2 separate regions of the Homo sapiens genome follow, and region 2 is linked to region 1. The links are chromatin contacts, found by Hi-C or POLR2A ChIA-PET in ENCODE. All regions are on one chromosome and are shown on one strand. The core of a region is the stretch at or near the end of the contact, and the rest is flanking DNA. Distances in the headings are between cores, read along the strand shown. Region 1 overlaps NHSL1 (NHS like 1). Region 2 holds the start of SF3B5 (splicing factor 3b subunit 5).

Region 1 (6,241 bases), core at 2,648-5,147:
TGTTTTGATCAACTCAATCTCCCCATACAGAGAACAGAATGACCCAAGTAGCATTCAAATGCTTCATGTTAATGAAATCCCTCAATATAGGGTGACTTTTTTAAAAACTGAGTTTAAAATTGCCTTGCTCTCAGAACTTAAATGCAGTTTTGGGATCTGTCAGTTGGTCAATAATGTTCACCAATACCCCATATCCTGGTCCTGGGAGGAATGGAGAGTCACAAATGAAACATAAGCCATGATTCCTTGTGTCAAATTGTTTCATTTAGAAAGGGAGAGAAACAGGCAACACTGACAGTTACTTTGTAAATTTTGGATGCTGGAAGACCTGCATTTTAGAGACTTCTAGGTTCTACCCGGAAATCAGACAAGCTCTCACCAGATGGACAGTGTGGGGCCTGAAATAGGGTCTCTTTCCCATATATTCTCATACGAAATATGCTCTCTTTCTCAGAAGAGCCAACTGATCCAAAAGTGGGATTAACTAAGAAACACAGATTAATTCAGTCTTTTTTGTTTTGATTTGTTAGTAAAAGTTAGAAAACTGAATTATAGCCAGAGCTAAACTTAGTATTCATTTAGAATTATTACATGAAAATAGAGAACAGATGAAACTATATAGAACATATCAACTATACAGAACTATATAGTTGATGTCTTTAAGAAGACAGCCACATACATTCCAGTCCTTTTTGGAAGACACTTAGTCTTTGATGCTCTTCCTCCCAGAATTAAACCTCTTGTGTTGACTCTTGGTTTTCAAGATCCTTAATAGTTTCATAGGGTGCCAAAACGTCTGCAGCCTTTTGGCTATATGTTTCTTCTGTCTTTAGTAGATTTAGACACAAGAGACCCTCACTGATTTCTGTTCTCTGTGCATTCTTTTTTTTTTCTCCTGGCGCCAACAACAACAGAAAAAGTGGGGGTAGTGGAAATGAATCCATGTAGAAGCACAGTTCATGGTTCATCCAGCAACTCCATGATGGCCAACAGGTGACTTCCACATCCATATTATTAAGTAACTTTAATTGTTCATTCTTTTTTTCTTTTGAGACGGAGTCTCACTCTGTCGCCCAGGCTAGAGTGCAGTGTAGTGGCGCAATCTTGGCTCACTGCATCTCCGCCTCCCAGGTTCAAGCAATTCTCCTGCCTCAGCCTCCCAAGTAGCTGGGATTACAGGCACGTGCCACCATGCCTGGCTAATTTTTGTATTTTTAGTAGAGATGGGGTTTCACCACATTGGCCAGGCTGGTCTCAAACTCTTGACCTCAGGTAATCCGCCCGCCTCAGCCTCCAAAGTGTTGGGATTACAAGCGTGAGCCACCATGCCCAGCCTAATTGTTCATTCTTTCATATGTATTATATTAGTCCCTTTACCTCAAATCTAATTGCTTTATCAAGAGCTTTAAACTTTCTTTTGTTGTTGTTGTTTTTGAGATGAGGTCTTGCCCTCTTGCCCAGGCTAGAGTGCAGCACAGTGATTACAGCTCATGGCAGCCTCAGATTCCTGGGCTCAAGCAATCCTCCTGCCTCAGTTTCCCAAGTAGCTGGGAGTATGGATGTGCATCAGCGTCCCTGGCTAATTTATTTATTTTTCATTTATTTTTATTGTATTATTATTTTTTTGAGACAGGGTCTCACTCTGTTACCCAGGCTAGAGTGCAGTGGCAGAATCACAACTCACTGCAGACTCAAACTCCTGGGTTCAAGCGATCCTCCCACCTCAGCCTCCCGAGTAACTAGGATGACCGGCACAAGCCACCATGCCCAGCTAATTTTTGAAAACTTTCTGTAGAGACAGGGTCCTGCACATTGCCCAGGCTGGTCTTGAACTCCTAGGCTCAAGCCATCCTCCTGCCTCAGCTGCCAAAGTGCTGGAATTACAGGCTTGAGCCACTGCACCAGGCCCTAAGAGCTCTAAACTTTCTTATCACACAGTGAATTAAAATATTTTGGATCTTAACTATCCCATATTAAGCGATCCTTTCCTCAAATGAAAGAAAATACTTAATTAGAACATATATGTTTAAACTGATACAGTAAGTTGTTTGTAATCATATTTTAGAATAACAAATTATGTATTAAAATCATATAACATAATGAATATTCAAGAACTCACTACTCAACCCATGACCTAAAATATTACTAAAAACCTGCATCTCCCTCCATGCCCCATCCCATCTCCCTACTTCCCCAGAGGTGACCACTAGCCTGAATTTTGTGTTCCTAATTACTCCTTGTTATATGTGTGCGTGTGTGTGTGTGCGTGCGTGCATAAACTTGCTTTGACTTTTACAAAAATAGTATTATTCTCTTTGTGTTTTTCTTACTATTATCTTTCTAAGACACATCCATGTAGTTGTGTGAAACTGTAATTCATTCATTTCACTGGGGTATACATTCCACTCCAGTACTAATTTATTCACATTTTTTATTGATGGACAATTGGGTTGTAAAAGATGCTCTTTGTATTATCTCAACAATGCAAAACTCCCCATAAGAGAATGAGAATGGTTAGGAGGAAAGGACTGTGGCAAAGGCTCTACTCCCCATACAGTCATTACTGGGGGAAAAACATGAGCTCTAGAGTCGTAAGTCTAGGTTTAAATCCTGGTTTTGCTTTTAGGGGTGATAGATGTGTTCACTCTCTTGATTATGGTAATGGTCTCCTGTGTGTATACATATGTCAAAATTTATTAAGTTGTATACTTTAAATATGTATAGATTATTTTATGTAAGTTATACTTCAATAAAAGGCGTTTTAATAAAGAAAGATCTTGTTTCAGTATTTAAAAACTATGTGATCTTAGGCAAGTGATCTAATCTCTCCAAGATACAGTTTTCTCATCCATGATATGGGCATAATCAAAGCTACTTTGCATGGTTGCAATAAATACTGAATATATTCACATACAGCACTGAGCACAGTCCCTGGCGCCTGAGCCTTTCCATGTGCCAAGTGCTTGGCATCATACTGGAAACACAGAGATCAACAAGATAGGGATGCTGTCCATTAATCTAGAAGAGAAGGCAGGTATAAACAGACCCTGATTATAGAGTAGTGGGATGGAAACAGCAAGAGAAACTGGAATGGGTCATTGGAGACATTCTCACTGGTTTGCAGGCAAAAAGGCGTGGGAATGACAGACCCCAATTTTCTCATTTTTGTCTGCAATGGCATGGAATAAGAAGGTGCCATAACTGCAGAGCAGTGAGCATTGACTCATTTGTGTTTCTACAGTTTCCTGAAATTACTCACAGAGACCCAGTAACACATGATTGGACATGGAGTAATCACTTCTCGACTGTAAGCTGCCCTAGGCCAAGAATGGGATCCATATACTGAGACCAAGTAGCACTTAAAAACTTTTTTGGGGGAAAAAAAAATTGAGTGAAGCATACCAGACAAGTCAAAGAGGAATAAGAGATGACAAAATTGGGCATAATGAGGAGGAATTGAGGTAACTGAGTAATCTTGCCCTTTTGCTTAACCAGCATGGTGCGATGAAAAGAAATGAGCTGCAAGGAGCCCCGCCTTCACATGCTCCCTGCAAGGAGCCCCGCCTTCACATGCTCCCTGCAAGGAGCCCCGCCTTCACATGCTCCCTGCAAGGAGCCCCGCCTTCGCATGCTTCCTGGTGCTTTCGAGCTATGTGATCTTGAGAAAGCCATTTCATATTTCTGAGTCTCCATTTCCAGATTAAAATAATAGTAATAGCTATTAAAATAATCTGTTTCATGGGGCTGTTTGTGGAAAATAAGATCTAATTTGTGAAAAAGTTCTATATCCTAACGTGTACCCCGATGAACAAGCTAGCAATAGCATAAACACTGGTAGTGCCACACCTAGATAACCTGTAAAGCCATGACAATCAGAAATTCGTCAGTAGCTGCTGAAACCTCTCAAATTTATTGCCTTGGGCAGGAAATTCTATGTGGGTGGAACAAAAGACGAGATGATTGGGAGAGTGGCCAAATTTTTATAAAAACAGACATTGTCTATTGAATCATTTTCTTTGAAGCGTGGTTTGAAATACCAATCAGCTTAACAATACTTATCATCATCATCTGAGCATCTAGTCTGTGCCAGGCACTGTGCTAAGGGTTTCACAAACATTAATTTACTTCAACCTCACACCAACTCTCCAAGGTAGGTTAGGGTAACTATGTAATTTTATCGAAACCAGAACACCTCTGAGAGTGAAAGGGGGTGCAATTAATAATTACACAGAATAACAGCTGTAAACCAGGGCTGTTCTAAGCAAACCGGAACATGTGGTTTTTATCTCTTTACAGTTGAGGAACCTGAACCTCACAGACGAAAGCAACTTATCCAAGGCCACTGAGCTCTGACAGGTGGAAAAGCTGCCCCAAACCTACGCTCTCAAGCATCATGTTAAATAAGCCTCCTGTGTTTACAGGTATGGCAGCAAGGTTACTGCCTTTTCTTCAAAGTCTTCCTTTGATTTAAATATTTCTTATCAACAAAGCCTAAAACAGAAGCTGACATGCCAGTTCAAAGAATAACAGGAAACAGGGAAATTTCGATTTCTGTCACGACTATTAAAGCCAACTGTTTACTGCCAAAAATCTAGATCTAATACATCTCTTTAGGGGTGAATTTTACACAAGAGATTGCATAACTCATGATTGATATCCTTTCTGCTAAGACAATGGGGATTCTGTGAAGGTTTCCCAGATTCAGTGAACGTATCATCAAATATAACTTCCGATAATGGCAGGTGGAAAAATTCCCTATCGACTCACAGTAAGTATTTTCGCACTGATAACTGACCTGCCTTCAAATGCAAGAACCTCTTTGGCAGTACTTGGCATATGCTGAAAACTGAAAAGAGAAAAAAGTCAAAAACAGTACACAAAGCAATGGTGTACTCTTTGATTTCAGAGTTGAATGAAAAGGTATTTTCTGGAATTTCTTTCTTTCTTTTTTTTTTTTTGGAGATGGAGTCTCACTTACTCTGCCGCCCAGGCTGGAGTGGAGTGGTGCGATCTCAGCTCACTGCAACCTCCACCTCCCAGATTCAAGCAATTCTCCTGCCTCAGCCTGAGTAGCTGGGACTACAGGTGCATGCCACCACGCCTGGCTAATTTTTATATTTTCAGTAGAGACAGGGTTTCACCATGTTGGCCAGGCTAGTCTGGAACTCCTGACTTCAAGGGATCCGCCTGCCTCAGCCTCCCAAAGTGCTGGGATTACAGGCACACACTACCATGCCTGGCTTATTTTCTGGAATTTCTAAATTGCTTTGCCAACAGTATTTTTTTCAATGCATCATGTTTATGTTTAGATGATATGCATAACATATACAATTGGAAATATTTTCAACAATTTTCTTCTTGCTACACTATATTCCCACTTTGAACATCAAAGATATGTGTGGATCTCGTTAGCAAAACATCTTTCTTCATAACATAACACATAGAGTCCTACTTGGTGTTTCACATTAGGATAATGAAGATAATTATTCTAGAACAATTAGCCAGAGTAAATAACCAGAATCGACGTCCTCTAGGTTCTCTTTTCTAATTTATATGTCCTTAACCTTTGCCATATTAGCAACTCATCTTAAGCACATAATGGATTTTTAATATTTGTTGAATGCAAATTAGATGATTTTTGTAAGAAATACCTCTTTTAAAGTCAATAATTTGTTAACTCATGCATCCCTTCTTCCATATAGTCACTGCTCTTTGTAACACACCCCTCCCCTCAACACCTACTAGGAAATACAAAATAAAAGGTTTTCCAGATCGAATTTCCCTTCCAAATTGACTCCTACACACTCTATATTTAAAATGATCCCCTTTGGGAGGCCGAGGTGGGCGGATCACGAGGTCAGGAGCCCAAGACCAGCCTGGTCAACATAGTGAAACCCCGTCTCTACTAAAAATACAAAAATTAGCTGGGCATGGTGGCACGTGCCTGTGGTCCCAGCTACTCGGGAGGCTGAGGCAGGAGAATCTCTTGAACCCAGGAGGTGGAGGTTGTGGTGAGTCAAGATTGTGCCACTGTACTCCAGACTAGGTAACAGAGTGAAACTCCAACTGAAAAAAAAAAAAAAAAAAATCCCAACTGTTAGGGTGATGTTAAGAACATGAACCACGGTTAGGAGTCTTAGTCTTAACACGGAAGACCATACTGCTGGCCTGGAGCCCCTTTCAACAGTTACTGGATTCCCACTTGATTTCAAATGATAGCTTGATGATCTACTAAATCCCA
Region 2 (6,241 bases), core at 2,658-5,157, 5.6 Mb after region 1:
TCTCAACACAGCAGCCAGAGGGATCATCTGAAACCACAGTTCAACTGTTTTTCTTGAAGCGATGGCCCATTTCATTCTTTTTTTGTTTTTGTTTTTGTTTTTTTGAGATGGAGTCTCGTTCTGTCGCCCAGGCTGGAATGCAGTGGCACGATCTCGGCTCACTGCAAGCTCCGCCTCCCGGGTTGACACCATTCTCCTGCCTTAGCCTCCCCAGCAGCTGGGGCTACAGGTGCACGCCGCTACGCCCAGGTAATTTTTGTATTTTTAGTAGAGATGGGGTTTCACTGTGTTAGCCAGGATGGTCTCAATATCCTGACCTTGTGATCCACCCGCCTCAGCCTCCCAAAGTGCTGGGATTACAGGCATAAGCCACCACGCCCGGCAATTTCATCCATTTTTGATAAAATATCTGCCAGATACCCAAGTGTAAACAACCATAGTTTAATCTCCTATAGTCATTCTTTCCAGTAAAAATGGTAAGAAAGAAATCCCAGGGAAACTGAAGCCAAAACTATTTTCATAAAAGTAAGATTTTACTTGCCTTTCTTACCATTAACATTTGCACAGATGGTGCAAAAGCAATAGTGATAAAACTACCAGCACTTAGCATGAATCAATGGAGGGGCACAAAAATGTATTGCTAGTCATTGTATACTTCATTGCCATGCACCCTCAGTAAAAACAAAAACAAAAAACCTCAGTTTCACTTAAGAATGTGCTTGATGAAGCAGTAAAAATTGCTAACTTTATGAAATCTTAGCCCTTAAGATGTCTTTTAATATTCTGTGTGATGAAATTCATAATATGCATAAAGCATTTCTGCTGCCTACCAAAGGACAATAGTTTTCTCAAGGAAAAACACTTTTTATTATTTGAGTTGCAAATTGAATTGGCTGCCTTTTTTTTTTTTTTCTCAAGGCACATATTTACAAGAAAAAAATGACAAACTGTATCTTGTTACTCAGACTTGGGTATGTATTGGGTATGTATTTGGCAGACATTTTCTTGAAAATGAACCAAGTGGGCCTTTCACTTAAAGGAAAACAATAATATTTGCTATCAACCTCATGCTTGATAGCTTGATCAAGTTCAAGCTATCAAGTAAAAACTTAAACTTGTGGAAAACTTATACCTTCACAGTAGGTCTTTCAGTTTCCCAATACTATAAAACCTTCCTGAGACAGGGATGATATTACTCAATGTGATTTTTGATATGTATAATGAATGTAACAACATTTGGAAGGTCTGTATAACTCAGTAACCCATTACTTTTCAGATGACTGATGCATGATGTTCCAAATCAGGTATGGGTAAAAGATCCATTCAAAGCTCAACATACATGAATGAATTTTAATGGAACAGAATAAAAAGTTCATTAAACCAGTTTCAGATTCCATGTTGTAACTAACCTTTAAGAAACTACCACTTGTTGGGTTTTAGTATAATATCAAAGAAGTATATGTACATCTATTTGAAAAAGTTAAATATTGCTCCTATACTAAATATTTATGAGAAGTGGATTTTTTCATACTTCGACAAAAATTTCATATCCCAACAGTTTGAATGCAAAAGCAAATATGGGAATCAAGCTGTCCTCTATTAAGCCAAACACAGAAGACCTCTGAAAAACCGGTTTTTCTTAAAAGCCATTCTTCTCACTAAATTATGTCTTGGTAAATTGCCATTTTTCATAAAACAAAAAAAGTTTTTGTTAACATGAAATGGTTTTATTATCATTATTTTTACCATTGACCTTTCTGAGAATTTTCATTATTTTTCAATGAATTAAAACTTTTGTTTTCATTTCTATGGTGGTGAATATCAATAGCCACAATCCACATAAACAGAGGCTCTTTGGTGTCTTCTACAATTTTCTAGTGTAACGAAAAGTTAGGAGCAATGACTCACCCCTGTAATCCCAGCACTTTGGGAGGCTGAGGTGGGTGGATTGCTTGAGCCAGGAGTTCAAGAGCAGCCCGGGAAACATGAGACCCTCATCTCTACAAAAAAACTAAGAAATGCAAAAATTAGCCGGGCATGGTGGCACGTACCTGTAGTACCAACTACTTGGGAGGCTGAGGTGGGAGGATTGCTTGAGCCTTGGAAGTTGAGGCTGCAGTGGGCCATGATCGTGCCACTGCACTCCAGCCTGGAGTTCCAAAGCCACCACTGAGCTAAGCTATGCCAGGTCACGTGACTTCTCTGCGTAAAAACCTTCCAATGGTCTGCAGTGGTGGCTCACACCTGTAATCGTAGCACTTTGGGAAGCTGAAGTGGGAGGACTGCTTGAGGCCAAGAGTTCAAGACCAACCTGGCCAACATATCAAGATCCATCTCGTGTTTTTAAAAACTAAAATTAAAAAAAACCACAACCTTCCAATGGCTCCTCAGAGGTTCATATATTGTCCTACAAGACTCTACTCTGTTTTCCCCTCCATTACCTGTCCCTCTACTTTTCCCCTTACTCACTCCCTCCAGCCATGCTTGCCTCTTTGAAGTTCCTCCAATAAACCATACATACTCCCAGCGTTAGTACCATTGCACTGGCAGTTCCCTCTTCATGGAAAGCAATTTCTCCAGTTTTCCGCATGGCCATTTCCCTCATTTTCCTGAAGTCTTTGCTCAAATGTCACCATCTCAGTAACTTGTGCATCATATTTAAGATTACAGCCCTACCAGCTACTCCCACCCGCACCACATACATTGTTCTCCCCTCCCCGCAGCATCTTCTAACATTTGCTTATTACATCTAGTGTTTGACCTCCTTTCTCCACCACCAGCATAATGTAAGCCCCAAGAACACGGGAAAATGCCTGTCACATAGAGCTCAACAAATATTTGTTGAATGTAGAATGGATGAACTCGCTTGCCAGCTTGTCATTTCTGGAGACATGGCCACAAATTCCCAAGAAAAAAAAAAGGATGCATTTTAAAGAGGCTAGGGAGGACAATGACAGCAAAGACTGCAAAGAGTTTTAAAACAGGAGAAAAAGAAGATGGGATACAATAACCACAAATTTCAATACTGAAGGCATTGTGGGCCTGAAAATAACGCTCTTGGGAAAAGTGGCAGTCGGGGAATTAATTATAAAGGTAGACACGGCGGATCTAAGTGCCTGGCCATGGACACTGGCATGCGCTCCCTCACCCAAACCCACTTCCCGCTCAGCTCTTTCCGGAGCCTTCCACCCTAACACAGAAAGTTCACACCAAGAGACTGAACGATTTCTAAACTTTATGGAAAAAGCCAATGACAATCAATTAGCCAAAAACGAGACGCCAAATCCCATCTCACTCCAGCGCCATGCCCTCTTCTCAAACGCTCGCCGGCTCTAGGACCTCTCCACCAGCACAGTTCTCAGGAGTCCTGCTGGTCTCCCAGTGCTGTTCTAAGGGTCCACATGAAGGCAGGTCAGGCGGGACTCCCCGGGCAAGCACTTCTGTACGCGGAAAGCACGAGGCGCAGGAGCCATGGAGAGCCGGTCCTTTGGAGACAGGAATACTTAAGAGGATTGGCAAACCGGAGAAACGCTGGGAGAGGTGCCCCGCACTGCGGTGGTAAGGCAGAGTCTCAGTTCTCCTCGGGCTTGTCGGCTGGCGGTCCACAAGGCTGAAGCATCTTTTCCATCAAGTTGAAGCGGACTCGCGCTTTGCTCTCATTCTCCGCAATGGCGAAGTAGTTGAGAAGGTCGAAGTGGCCCATGTAGGAGCAGTACGAGTCGCGGTGTTGGTTCACCAGCCACTCCCACTTGGTGGTGTCGGCGTGGCCCGTGCCGATGTACTTGGACTGCAGGTGCTCCAGCTGGCTATGGATGGTGTAGCGGTCAGTCATCTCGCCGCTTTCCCCTTCGCTCTCAGGTCAGAGGACGCAGGTAACAACTCGCCGCTCTAGCGTTTTACAGGAGAGTGAAGCCACCGCGCGGAAGCTCCAGGTCCGCGCCGTCGCAGAAGAATGGCGTCACAACGACTAAGTAGCGTAACTCTCGCTCATAGGGCTCAGAGGCGGAAGCGGAAGCACATTCTGTCACGCAATTGGAGTTGCTGAGGCGACGCAACAAGTGTGCCTCCCCCCTCCATGGAGATCCCCGCCCCATCAGAGAATGTTGCATGATGGTCCACTTAGTGGCTAAGGGAGGCCCTTTTCCAACAAGGAGCGTTGCATGCTGGGACTTGTGGTCTTGGGAGTTCGTGCACGCAGGCTTCCGGGACTCCTGGTCGCGTTCTGTTGTTTGTTTGTTTGTTTGTTTAAGACGGAGTCTTGCACTGTTGCCCGGGCTGCAATGCAATGGCGCGATCTCGGCTCACTGCAACCTCCGCCTCCTGGGTTCACGCGATTCTCCTGCTTCAGCCTCCCGAGTAGCTGGGATGACAGTTGCACACCACCACGCCCGGCTAGTTTTTTTGTATTTTTAGTAAAGACGGGGTTTCACTGGTCTCGAACCCCTGACCTCGTGATCCGCCCGCCTCGGACTCCCAAAGTGCTGGGATTACAGGCGTGAGCCACCGCGCCCGGCCCCTGGTCGCGTTTTAAAAGTGATCTGGGGACCTAGTGGAGGGCGATGTCTGGAGGTGGGGAGCATCCGTGGGTGGCTTGGGGCTGATAGGAAATGGGAAACCCAAGAATGACTGGACTACGAGCAGCCCCGAAAATAAACTCTTGGTGTATTTCGGAGCCGTCGTGGCGGCACGGCCGTCCCTTCACAACCGGGGATGGATTACCCAGAAGTCAGCAGGCGCCAGTTCTGGTCCCAACTATGTCTCTTAGGAGTTTGTGGCATAAAAGAGTTATTTCAGCTCTAACCAGGGTGCTTGGTGAGCAAGTACAGCACCAGTTCCCACACATTCCGGCTTCCACCTCAAGCTCCTCCTTCCTCTCTAGCCACTTATTTTGATATCCTCCCTCCAAGGCCTCACCTCACCCTACTTGGCTCTTCCATTCAGTGGGTTTTGTGGATTCAACCAACCTGATTGAAAATATTGGGGGAAAATATCAGTCTGTACCGAAATGCAGACTTTTTAAGGTTATTATTCCCTAAACAATACAGTATAACAACTATTTACATAGCATTTACATTGTATTAGGTATGTTAAATAATCTAGAGACAAACTATACAGGAGGATGTGCGTATATGCAAATACAAGCCGTTTTATATCAGGGACTTGAGCATCCTCTAGTTTTGGTATCCATGGGGGTCCTGGAACAAATCACTCACGAATACTGAGGGACAACTGTATTTCTCCATGTTACCTGTTGTGTCCATCCCCATTTCCTTGTACAAGCTATTCCCTCTACGTGGAATGTCTGTTCCCTTGGTGAACGCATCTCCCTTTAAAGGCAGCTCAAATGCATCTCCTTAGAGTTTTCTCTGGCTGCTCCAGACAGATGTAAACTCTCTTTCCTCTTTGCAAGTTATACGTCTCTTCCTTATTATTGCTTTATGTCCTACTGTTTGGTTTAATAACTTCCTTACATGGGTAGAAGCTACTTGAAAAAAAGATCCTTTTTTTAAAAAAAAAAAGTCCAAAACAAAAATTTGATAAATGGATAAATTATTACAACCGAAGAGAAGGAAAACTTTACTGGGAAGGAGATAACTTGAAAATAATTTTATTCTGCTGTTTAAACTTCGTTATAACAAATGTTTCACTCCTAAAATGTAAAGAATTTTGCCAGGCATACTTGTGGGAGATGTATCAAACCTTAACATTTTGCCATTTTTCTATGGAGCCTGTTTTTTTGATTGCTGAAAGTGTGTATCCATGCACAATAGTTGTTTTTGTTATGCAAGTTTTAAAGCTCTATATAAATAACACTCCGTCTATATTGTTATAAAAGTTGCTTTTTGCCCTTGTCAGTATTCATGTTACATGTTATGTAACTTTAGTTCATTGTTTACTGCTATACAGTATGTCACTTAATTAGTATAACATAACATGTCCACTCTCTCAATGATGGGCATTTATTTTCGTATTTTTGTTATTAGAAACAATGCCGAAATAAATATTCTTATACATGTGAAGGTGTTTCTCCAGGGCAGTGGTCCTCAACCTTTTTGGCACCAGGGACTGGTTTCGTGGAAGACAATTTTTCCACGGACAGGGGTTATGGCAATGGTTTCGGGATGATTCAGGTGCATTACATTTATTGTGCACTTTATTTCTATTATTATTACATTGTAACATATAATGAAATAATTGTACAACTCACCATAATGTAGAATCATTGGGAGCCCTGAGCTTA

The links. A loop is a pair of places that touch in the nucleus more often than their neighbours do. ChIA-PET counts read pairs that join two places held with the same protein, here RNA polymerase II (POLR2A). Pooled maps may share reads with other maps.
Region 2: a loop to region 1 is called in a map of naive thymus-derived CD4-positive, alpha-beta T cell, with 14 times the contacts of the local background. The contact joins the promoter of SF3B5 here to the enhancer-like site in region 1. A Hi-C loop is called at or near these places in 1 of 168 maps with a recorded cell type or tissue (naive thymus-derived CD4-positive, alpha-beta T cell) and 1 of 50 pooled maps. POLR2A ChIA-PET finds 5 or more read pairs at or near these places in 1 of 52 experiments (CD4-positive, alpha-beta memory T cell).

Annotation. Positions count from the first base shown.
Region 1 is chr6:138,451,939-138,458,179 of GRCh38, forward strand. The region is part of intron 3 of NHSL1 (NHS like 1); the gene reads right to left. Among named protein-coding and RNA genes, the nearest start is that of MIR3145, 20 kb to the left of the region's middle. Within about 2 kb of position 3,898, at least 11 of the 41 ENCODE cell types and tissues checked have a DNase peak (open chromatin) inside an H3K27ac peak, as active enhancers do.
Region 2 is chr6:144,091,666-144,097,906 of GRCh38, forward strand. SF3B5 (splicing factor 3b subunit 5) reads right to left here and starts at 3,908. Exons shown (of 1, transcript NM_031287.3): 1 at 3,219-3,908. The coding sequence starts at 3,832. The coding sequence ends at 3,572. RefSeq lists an enhancer at 3,658-4,357.